Regions from separate parts of the Homo sapiens genome. Here region 2 is linked to region 1. A link is an interaction called in ENCODE POLR2A ChIA-PET data of the cell type or tissue named here. Cell type or tissue: GM12878. All regions are shown on one strand. Links, peaks and the distances in the headings refer to the core of each region. The heading gives the core; the rest is flanking DNA.

Region 1 (5,711 bases), core at 795-4,794:
GAGGCATGAGAATCGCTTGAACCCGGGAGGCAGAGGTTGCAGTGAGCCAAGATCGTGCCACTGCACTCCAGCCTGGGCCACAGAGTGAGACTCCATCTCAAAAAAAAAAAAAAAAAAAAAAAATCTAACACAAGGTACATTCTAGAGCTCCAGGCAGGAGCTGGAGAGGGGAATTTGCCCACATCTGTTGGTGCACTTGGTCCGTTCACGCACATCACCCAGTTGGGAAACATTGCACGTGTCCTGGTCCTGAGTCTTCCCTTTGCCTCTGGACACTAGTAGTAAGTTACAGTAAGGTAATTTTTCCAAAACGTTTCAGAAACTTTAGGGCAACAGAGTCCAGGGGACCTTTCACTGGAAAAGCTCAATTTTTCTCTAAACTTTAATTAGTCATTGTAAATGGTGCTCCTATTTTCTGAAGACTTTTATAAAAGGCCTCAAGAAAAATGCAAATTGAAACTACACTGAGATACTATCTCTCACCTATGAGACTGGCAAAAATGCAAATGCTTATCAACACATCCTGTTGGCAAAGTCACAGGAAACGAGAACACTCATATGTTAGTGGTAGGAAGGCAAAATGGTGCAACCCCTCAGCAAAGGAATTTGGCCATATCTAATACAAGCTGAGTATCCCTAATCTGAAAATCTGAAATCCAAAGTGCTTCAAAATCTGAAACTTTTTAAGCATTGACATGACACCCAAAGAAAATGACCAGTGAAGCATTTCAGGTTTCAGATTTTTGGATGAGGGATATTGAACCAGTAAGTATAATGCAAATATTCCAAACCAAAAAAAAAAAAAAAAAAAAAAAAAAAAAAAAAAAAACTGAAATTCAAAACACTTCTGGTCCTAAGCATTTCAGATAAGAAATACAACCTATAATACAACAAATACATTCACCCTTTAACCTACCAAGCCCGCTTTCAGGAACTTATCCTGGAAGATACACATCCATAACTTAGGTAAAAAGCTGACAAGAAATGTTATTAATATAAATCAAAGCATTGGGCTAACAAGGCCAGAACCTACTGATCATCTTCACACCGCAAAAAGAAACAAGCACAGAGTGGTGCCTCCTGATGGAAGTAACACCACCACCTAAAAACATTCTTACTAAAAAAAGAAAAGAAATCCAACTTGAATCAGATCAAGCCTCTCAAACTATTACGCCCATTTGCATAAATAACAAGAGACAGAGGAACACGTTCAATGACATCATGTGAATTTCAGCAGCAAAACCCAACATTAGGGAAATTCTATAGGACAACCAAATTACTTTCTCCAACAAATAAGCTGTCAGGGGAAAAAAAGGAGGGAGAGTAGAAAAGAAAAGACGTAAGAGACACATCAACCAAAGGCACTCTGTGGCCCAAACTGGACCCAAACACCTGAAGAAATGCAAGAGCTCACTGGACACAAGATGCCTAGTAAATGGGGTACAGGGATTAGAGTTATTTTCAAAAGGAGTCCATAACTTTAGGAGACATATTTATGGATTAAATGGGATTCTGGCATTTGCTTCAATAAGGCCGTGAGAGCTTAGCAGATGGGGTGGGGTCACCACCGAAACAAGATTGGCAATTGTGCAGGTTAAATGGGGTGAGGGGTACAGGAAGGTTTCAGTATACTATTCTCTCTGCTTTTGTGTTTGATATTTTCCATCATTAAAAGCTTACATGTGTACACTTCACATAGATACACATAAAACACACATCTGTGTACATATTCTATCATTAACCCAGCGAACATATCTGTGGCCAATTCCTCTCTACAACAATCAACAACATATATAGATTTAAAGTAAAATACAAAAGGTTCTTTTTTCCTTACTTGGACCCAAGTGTAATGATGAATTTCCTTGCTAGCCAGGAAATTCACCAAGATAAACAAGGCAAGCTTAAAATGTTATAAGCAGCCAAACTCCTAGTGAGGTGCTCTGGAAAAGAATACACTGGATATTCTGGGAAGCAAGAACAGCAGGAAATTTTCTGGAGGAAAATCTCAGGCCACTGCCTTAAGCAATGTTGGTGATAAAATCAGAGATGCTTCATGTTTAGGTATAACAGCTCACCTGCTATCTGTACGTATAGTCAGGATTTCCCAGTAGAGATGGGGTAATCACATTTTCAATGCTTGAAAAGGCCTTCTAAAATTTCTCAATTAAAAAAATATACATTTGCATGATTCAATCCAAACCTAAACACCCAATGTTCAATACCAGAAAAATAATGAGGCTGTTTTCATCTCATAAGCTGTGGAACTCAGAGAAAGGCTACCAGATTATCTTCCACTTACAAAAATATTTTAAGAGTGGCACGGGTGCCTGGGTTTTCTCTTCTTCCTGTGAGGCTGTGTCTGTCCCAGAATAAAGTAAACATGCACAGTAACAACGCAGCGTCAGACAGAGCCAAGGCAACGTGCCCATTAAACAACAGCTCTGGGCAGCTCCCTCCTGAAAGCTAACTTGCCCCTGGTCAGGCATGAGGTGGGGTGGGCCCCTCAGGACCAAGGCCAGGTCCAGAGCCTTCCCCAGGCCACTCCTTGGCCTCCAGGGGGAGGGCGGGTATTCTCATGAGCTCAGGCAGACAGGAGGAGCCTCCCCTTGGCAAGTGGCAAGTTTACAATTGCTGTTCCCAAGCGTGGGATCTTGATAATGAAAGCAGAAAGACAATCCAAACAGCACTGGCCCGCCTCTCTTCCAGGAGCACAACTTGCGCTCCGTTTTGGCCGCAGGTGTTAAGTTAAAATTCTCGTTATTCTGGCTCCTGCTTCTCTGTCTAATGCCCCTAGGGAAACAGAGGCTGCCTTTTCCTATTCTTGAAACCACTGCAACTACAAAAGATGAATTCACATCCTAGCCATGCTAAGGAGAAGGGGGTTTTCTCAGTCAGCAGTACGTTTCAGTTTCTAAATCAGTCCATCTACAGCTGACACTGCTATATGGCCTTTGTCTTCAAATAAGGAAATGGAGTTCACCAGAACGATGGAGCCAAGGCAAAGCAACGGGCGCTGAGCCCAGCAACCCACTACAGAAACCATGGCCATGAGGGAAGTGCCAGACGTGGCTCCCTGCTGATGCTCAGGGATCCTGAGCAAACTCAGACTCTTCCTGAACCCCAGTCACCTTCCTCAGAGCTGCAAATGAGAATGACATTAACTGCAACCTCCGGCACACACAATGACTAACATTAAAACCACCTACTGGGCCGGGCGTGGTGGCTCATGCCTGTAATCCCAGCACTTTGGGAGGCTGAGGCAGGCGGATCACCTGAGGTCAGGAGTTCGAGACCAGCCTGACCAACATGGTGAAACCCGGTCTCTACTAAAAATATAAAAATTAGCTGGGCATGGTGGCGTGTGCCTGTAATCCCAGCTACTTGGGAGGCTAAGACAGGAGAACTGCTTGAACCCAGGAAATGGAGGTTACAGCGAGCCAAGATTGCACCACTGCACTCCAGCCTGGGTGACAAAGACTCCCCATCTCAAAAAAAAACCAAAAAAAAACAAACAACTACATATTGTCCAGAGACACTGTATCACAATGAGAGACAGCTACAGTGTGGCCTAATGAAGGTAGAAAATTCACCTCAAATCCAACTAGGTAGTCCTAATAACTTTTGGTGACCTGTCACAAATCAAATGATTTGTTTCTGCTTATTCTTTATCCACCACCTTAGCCAAAGTGACACAGGATGACACTGCCACAGCACACACAGTCGCATCTGAGGAGGTGTTGGAGTATCTGGAGGCTGGCTGGAGTGGGGGGCTAAAAGGACAAAACACACGTCGGTGCATTTGGAAAGCACTCTGGCCTATGCACCGCATGAATGACAAAACCAGCAGCCGGTTAGTTGGAAAAGAAGCTTGATTTGCTTAAGACAAAACTAAAGAAGAGGCCGGGAACGGTGGCTCATGCCTGTAATCCCAGCACTCTGGGAGGCCGAGGCGGGCAGATCGCCTGAGGTCAGGAGTTGGAAACCAGCCTGGCAAATGTGGCAAAACCCCATCTCTACTAAAATACAAAAATTAGCCAGGCGTGGTGGCGGGCACCTGTAATCCCAGTTACTGGGGAGACTGAGGCACGAGAATCACTTGAACCTGGGAGGGGGAGGTTGCAGTGAGCCAAGATCACACCACTGCACTCCAGCCTGGGCGACGAGAGCAAGACTCTGTCTTAAAAAAAAAAAAAAAAAAAGCTAAAGAAGAAGCTGTGCTAATACTAACTAGGGTTAATAAAAGGAAGCTCTGACTGTAGATCCAAAATGCACACAAACACATAGCTGGGTAATGGTAGATAATTACATCTGTACCTCACATTCCTTTATTACCTCCCCATAAAGAGCAGTGCTGCAGTCACGTGTGTCACCTCATGCATCTGCATGCAGGATGAAAGACGGCAACATGGTGCCCACCTGCGTCAGTAACAGTAACCACACAGAGTTGGACTAATTGTTTCGGGCTGGGCATGTACCAGGTGCTGGTGCTGTCCTCAGTATAACTGAGCACAGTGATTGCTGTTATGGACTGTGTGTTTGTGTGTCCTCCAAATTCTTATGTTGCAGCCTTACCCTCTAATGTGATGGCATTTGAAGGTGGGGCCTTTGGGAGGTGATTAGGGTTAGATGAGGTCACAGGGTGGGACCCCATGATGGGATTAGGAAAAGGAAGAGAGAACAGAGTTTTTGCTCTCTTAGCCATGAGAGGAAACTGCGACAAGATGGTCATCTGCATATCAGGAATCGGGCCCTCACCAGGAACCAAATATTGGACCTCCAGCCTCCAGAACTGTGAGAAACAAATATCTGCTATTCAAGTCACCCAGTCTATGGTATTTGTCATAGCAGCCCGAGCTGCCTAAAACAATCACCATTTGCAGATGAGAAAAGTAGGTGCAGAAGGCGTGCGGCACATGCGCAAGTTCAGCAAGGAAAGCCAGTGAATGGAGAGAACGGCTCAGCAAACCTTCAGACCCACACCAGCACCATTTCTCAAACACCACCTTTAGTTCATGAAACCTGCAGACTCGATACAGCTCACTAATTGTAAACAATTCATCCCCAATCTCTTAGTAGGGATAACGTTCTTATTGTAAAAATGAGAACAGGAGGAAGACCTACAGACTGGAATGTCCAAAGGAGCTTTCCGTGATGATGGAAATCTGTCACCTATGGTGTTCAATACAGTAGCCACCAGCACGGTGGTTCTCCACTGGGAGCAAATGTGTACTTTAGGGGACACTTGGCAATGTCTAGAAACATTATTGGTTGTCACAATACAGGTGGAAGGTGCTACTGGCATCTAGCGGGTAAAGAGTAAAGACAACATTCTTTGTGTTTTTGTTTGTTTGTTTGTTTTTGAGAGACAGTCTCGCTCTGTCGCCCAAGCTGGAGTGCAATGGCGCAATCTCGGCTCACTGCAACTTCGGCCTCCCAGGTTCAAGCGATTCTCCCTGCCTCAGCCTCCCGAATAGCTGGGATGACAGGTGCCCGCCAAGCGATTCTTGTGCCTCAGCCTCCCGAGTAGCTGGGATTACAGGCATGCACCACCACGCCTGGCTAATGTTTGTCTTTTTAGTAGAGATGGGGTTTCACCATGTTGGCCAGGCTGGTCTTGAACTCCTGACCTCAGGTGATCTGCCCGCCTTGGCCTCCCAAAGTGTTGGGATTACAGGCGTGAGCCACCAGGCCTGGCCAAGACAAGACAATTC
Region 2 (5,552 bases), core at 664-4,663, 94 kb before region 1:
CAAAAGCCAGGACCCTGGGATGCTCCCTCCCCTGCCCCTTCAGCCCAGTACATGGCACAGGGAATGAAACAGCACCGGCCCCTTTCACCCTCGCAGGGACAAGCAAACCTTTTGTCATTAATTAAAACTGTTTGTCTCTGCCACAGATAATGTTTAGGGCTGGGACTTTACAGAAAGTTCAGCGCTATCTTCACTGCCAGCTGTGATTATCTGTCATTACAGAGCAGAAAATCCTAAGAAATACACTCTTCAGTGTCAGCAAAATGAAAACCTTCAGATCCTCTGGGTAGTCATCTCGCACCCTCAAAAGGGATCCTCTCAAAAGTTATCACAATATTTGCAACCATTATGGCCCTTAACATCTAGAAGTGGGGACCAAGAAGTTTAATTCAGAAGAGATTGAGAACTATATATAAAAAGCAACCTACAGGTAAGCAGTGAAGTCTTTTTTAATGTTTTTGTTTTGTTTTTTGTTTTGTTTTTGTTGTTTTTTGTTTGTTTTTTTACTGCTCCATTTCATTGGCTGTGAAGCAATGAAGTCTTGGAGGAACCAGCAAGGAGCCGACAGCCCAGGCTCAGCTATGGGAATGGGCCCCAGTGGCTACTACATAGATTCCCATTCCTCTCCAATCAGACCAAAGGAAAACAGACATCAGGAAAATGGGGGCGAAGTCAGGCATAATCACAGGAAAAGTCCAGGAAGCAAGTTATCTAGGATCTTTTAGTTTATCCTGTTTTTCTGAGAACTGCAGTTTTAGTAAACAAAAGTAGCAAAATTAACATGCCCATGTTAGCTACATTCTAGAAACTGCTCTGTGCTACTCAACTGGCTTGGATCTAGAGGAAGAGTCTGGATTACCTGGGGGAAGTCAGGCATTCCCCCTGCCTGTCAACTTTCAAGATATCTGCATTTGGAGGAGTAGCAGGAAGAATGGATGAGGTGGCTGTCACCTTGAGACCTTTTCCTTCTGACTTGTACAGATACACACAGGTCTGTAGCAGCAATCTCTTACAGCATTTTTAAAGAGGTAATTCACATACCATAAGATGTACTCTTTTAAAGTGTACAATTCAGTGGTTTACAGGAAATTCACAAGGCTGTCCAATCATCACCACTATCCAATTCCAGAACATTTTCACCCCCCTAAAAATGACCCCCTACCCATTAGCAATCACTTCCTTCTCCCAGCCTAGGCAGCCACTAATATACTTTCCATCCTATGCGTTTGCCTATTCTGGACATTTCGTATAAGTGGAATCATGCAGTAAGTGGAATCATGCAGTATGTGGCCTCTTGCATCTGGCTTCTTCCACCTAGCATAATGCTTTCAAGGGTCATCCAGGCTGTGGTGCGTATCAGTGCTTCACCCCTTTTTATTTATTGCTGAATAAGATTCCATTGTGTGGCTGTATCACATTTTGTTTATCCACTCATCAGCTGACGGCCATTTGGGTTGTTTCTACTTTTGGGCTATTATGAATAAGGCTGTTAGGAACATCTGTGTACAAGTCTTTGCATGGACATATGTTTTCATTTCTCTTGGGTATATGCCCAGGAGTGGATTGCTGGGTCAGATGGGAACTCTGTTTAACCTTCTGAGGAGCTGCCAGACTGAAATCACTTTTCTTGAGTAAGCTTTTTATTGAAGTAAACATGTATTCGTAAAATGCAAAAATCATAGATGAACAGCTCCACACATTTTCACAAAGGGAACTCACCCATGTATGGAGTGCTCAGATCATGGGACGAAACATGACCAGCCCCTAGACACCACTTCAAGCCCCCGCTAGTCCCTGACCCACCCCAAAGGGTAACCACTATCCCAACCCTCACACTATAGATTACTGTTGCCTGCTTCTGAACTTTAAAGAAATGAAATCTTGTTTCCAGCTTCTTTCATTCTATATTATGTTGCAAGATCTACCCATGTTGTTCAGTGTAACTATCTGTTCATTCTCTTTGCACTGTAACAGGGGCCACCAAACTTTTTCTGTGAAGGGCCAGAGAGTAAATATTTGAAGATTTCTGGGCCATGCAGTCTCTGTCTAGACGACTCAGCTCCACCGCTGTCATTGCAAAGCAGCCAGAGACCATAGACACATCAATGCCTGGTGCTGTGTTTCAATAAAACTTTATTCGCGGACACTGAAATATGAATTCCATATCATCTTCATGTGTGGCAAAATATTATTCTTTTGGTTTTTTCTCAACCATATAAAAATGCAAAAACCATTCTTAGCTCATAAGCTGTACGAAAGCAGGCAGTGAGCTGGAGTTGGCCCACAGGATCACGAACTTGGCCGACTCCTGTTTCACAGTATTTGACTGAGGAATCAGCCCCAATGTAGTTATCCATTCTACTGCGGGTGACACTTGGGTGATTTCCCATCTGGAGCCATTACACTTTGTGCTGCCATCAGTATTTACACCGTCCATAAAACGCTGTGGTTGAAGCCCTTCCACCTGTTCCCTCTGTCCTCTGCCCAGCAGTGGCCAGGTGCCACAGTACCTGCCAATGTTTATGCCAGTATTCCCCTCCCAAATCAGACCATGTCAGATTATTTGCCAACTTGCTCTATTAGCTAATCCCCAGATGACTTGGACAGATGGAACGGAAAGTCATAACTCAGATTAAAAGATTAAGAGTCTCCAACAAGCAAGGAAGGCCACCCTAGAGGCAAGTCCCGGCAGGGTCCCCTGCCAGCGTGGGCAGGGTAGAAACTGCTACTAAAACCACCTCCGGCTCTCATGAGCCTCTCCCACAAGCTGTTCCTGCCCCTTGCTCCTTCCTGTTTCCTCGTAGTAACTTAACTGATAGGAGTTTGCAAATGTTTCTGAGAAAGGTCCAGGTGGGAAATCTTTTCAGCTTCGCGGGCCATATGCCATATAGTCTCCATTGCGATTACTGGACTGTGCCATTGTACAGCAGAGCAGCCACGGACAATATGGAAATGAAGGGATGTGGCTGCCTGCTGACAACACTTTATTTACAAAAACAGGAACAGGCTGGATCTGGCCTGCAGGCTGTGCTTTGCCGGCCCCTGCTTTACACCATGGGTGTTTATTGGGCATCTGCTACCTGCCAGGCCACTGTCCAAGGCACCAGAGCTACCAGCACATTTGCGGCCCTCACCTCCCAACAAAACCCAGCAAACAAATAATCGTGACCCACGGGGACAAGTATAATATAAAGACAAGTGGCCACAGTCATTCCCCTTAGGATTATTTAAGGGAAGGAATGAGTTTCCAGAAACCCAACAATGCAACTAAAGGATGTCACCATCAACATTTCAACCTTAAAGCTTTGGGAAAATAAAGATGAGTTCCTATTACACACATACACACACACACAGAGAGAGAGAGAGAGAGAGAGAGAGGGAGAGGGAGGGAGGGGGAGAGAGAGAGAGAGGGAGGGAGGGAGAGAGAGAGAGAAAGAGAGAGAGAGGGTGGGAGAGAGAGAGAGAGAGGTTTCTGTGAGATCCTACAATCAGAAAAGTTTCTCCAAGTAATTAGTGATCCGAATGCTTCAAGATTCCGGGTGCCTCGGCTCATGAATAAAAATATGATCATACCATAGCGCTAACAAAGTGTTCAAGATCATCACAGTTACCTGTAGTGTTCACATGACACCATGAAAAGCATAGGACACAACAGAAATTCTAGAACACACAGCCAGAGGAGAGGGCCCAAGAACATCAAGTTCAGAGACAGGCCATGGTCAGACGGCAGCTAAAAATAAACATCTCAAAAGCTTCATTTCTTACAGATTTTCCAGGAGCCCCAGTGACTCATCACAAGCAGCCTTTACCGAGCTGCTTTTCTTCCAACCTTGTGGATTACGAGAGGTGCTGGCCTCAGTGGCTGCTGGCTGCTGGCTGCCAGTTCCTTGGTGCTGGGAGCCCCTAGTCTCAGAGGGGGCTTCACTGCAACCCAAGACGACTGCTGGTTCAGCTCCTGCTGGTCCAACAAGCCTGTATGAGGAATGCTTCCCCCTTTTTCCATCTCCTCCAACCTGTAACTCCTACCTCGTCAGAAAGAGAAGGCAGGACAACCCTCCCAAACCTACCACGCCTCACCTGCCATCCTCCCCACGGCCTTCAGACCCTAAGCTGGAGCTCCTACCCAGGTCACCGCAACCTCCTAACTGCGTAGCCCACCACTCCAGCTCTGCCCAAGTAATGCCAAGGTAATTCCCTCTCTGACCCACGGCCATTCCTCTGTCACCTTCAGTGGCTTCTCATCTACCCACCCTTTGACTCAAGCACTTCCCAAAGTATGCTTGCAATGAGTAAACACAGAATACAGAGCAAAAGAATCCGGATGCATCCAAACACTCTGTGTGATCCCGTTTACATCATGTTCAAAAACGGGCAGAAGTAAATTAACAAAGCTCAGGAACCAGAATTCTTTGGTAAATCTACAATGAAAAGTAGAGACGTAAACACAATAGAAGTCAGGAGAGTATTCTGAGGGGCAGGGAGGTGAGGGGACTGGGGAGGGGACAAAAGATGACAGCAGCAACAGTCTTTCCTGACTTGAGCAGAGGCATGATGACACAGTGTTCCTTTTACAATTCGTCCAGCTATATGGCAGTGTAGGGCAGCCTGGAGGGGAGGAAGAGCTCAAGGGGGTGACAGAAAGGTAGGGCTGACAGCAGGGCACAGGGTGGGGGGAATTAGGGAGCAACTGGGCTCCGCAGGTTGCCATGGGTGTCACCAGCCCTGCTGAGCTGCAGTCTGCTCACCTGCAATATGGGCTAACAAGACCACCTCCTAGGATGGTCCTGAAGACTGTTTATAAAATGCCCGCCCTGGAACAGGGCCCAGCTGTTCGTTGCCACATAACAGATATTTGCTAAATGAGCTTGTTATTGGGTGAAGGGTCAGCGGAGGACTTGGGTCCGTAAAGGGCTGCTAGAGTGGTCCAAAATAGCCATTTGTGCCTCCATCAGAACTCTCCCAGTCTCCTTCAATTGCTAACAAAGCTGGCCCCTGGCCCCAGATGTGGCACAGAACCCAATCTGGCCAATGACAGTGCCCCGACCACCAGGCACAATGACCGGCTATGGGGATGAGCGTGGGACCCATGCAGGGCCGCACACATGGACGAGGGGGAGAAAGGAAGTCTCTCTTTCCACGGTAGTGGCTAACTTGGAACCACCAACCCTACCAAGGGTGTATGGCGGGAGGGAATGAGGCCAGAGGCAGACACCAAAGTGTCCCCTAGAGACCATTCTGCCCCCAGGGGATGCTTGACAATGCCTGGAGACATTCTTGGTTATCACCTCTGGGGAGGGGGATTGCTATGGCATGATGTGGGTAAAAGCCAGAGATGCTGCCCAGCGTCCTAAATGCACAGGACGACCCGCACAGAGAAGAGTGATCTAGCCCCAAATGACCACAGTGGCAAGTTGAGACAGCTAGAAAACAAACAAGCCAGAGACCCAGACAGACGCCTTCCAGTTCCTGAGCCCAGGCTCCCTACATTCCAGCAGATTCCCTGGGTTTCTTTCCCAGCTTACGTCACCTAGACCAGCGCTTCTCATATGACA

Evidence for each region. ChIA-PET counts read pairs that join two places held together with the same protein. Peaks named below come from ENCODE experiments on the same cell type or tissue, not always from the same donor. Only the 100,000 strongest peaks of a DNase experiment are listed, where the experiment ranks them.
Region 2: POLR2A ChIA-PET joins it to region 1 with 5 read pairs; 3 of 35 experiments call an interaction of 5 or more read pairs at or near these places.

What each region holds. Positions count from the first base shown.
Region 1 is chrX:10,080,239-10,085,949 of GRCh38, reverse strand. All of the region lies in intron 6 of WWC3 (WWC family member 3), which reads right to left. Among named protein-coding and RNA genes, the nearest start is that of WWC3, 68 kb to the right of the region's middle. RefSeq lists an enhancer at 2,564-3,064. In GM12878, for the core only: no CTCF peak of the experiment used is centred there; a DNase peak (open chromatin) is centred at 2,909; H3K27ac peaks cover 1,604 bases.
Region 2 is chrX:10,173,772-10,179,323 of GRCh38, reverse strand. The region is part of intron 2 of CLCN4 (chloride voltage-gated channel 4); the gene reads right to left. Among named protein-coding and RNA genes, the nearest start is that of CLCN4, 20 kb to the right of the region's middle. RefSeq lists an enhancer at 4,503-5,479. In GM12878, for the core only: no CTCF peak of the experiment used is centred there; no DNase peak of the experiment used is centred there; H3K27me3 peaks cover 173 bases.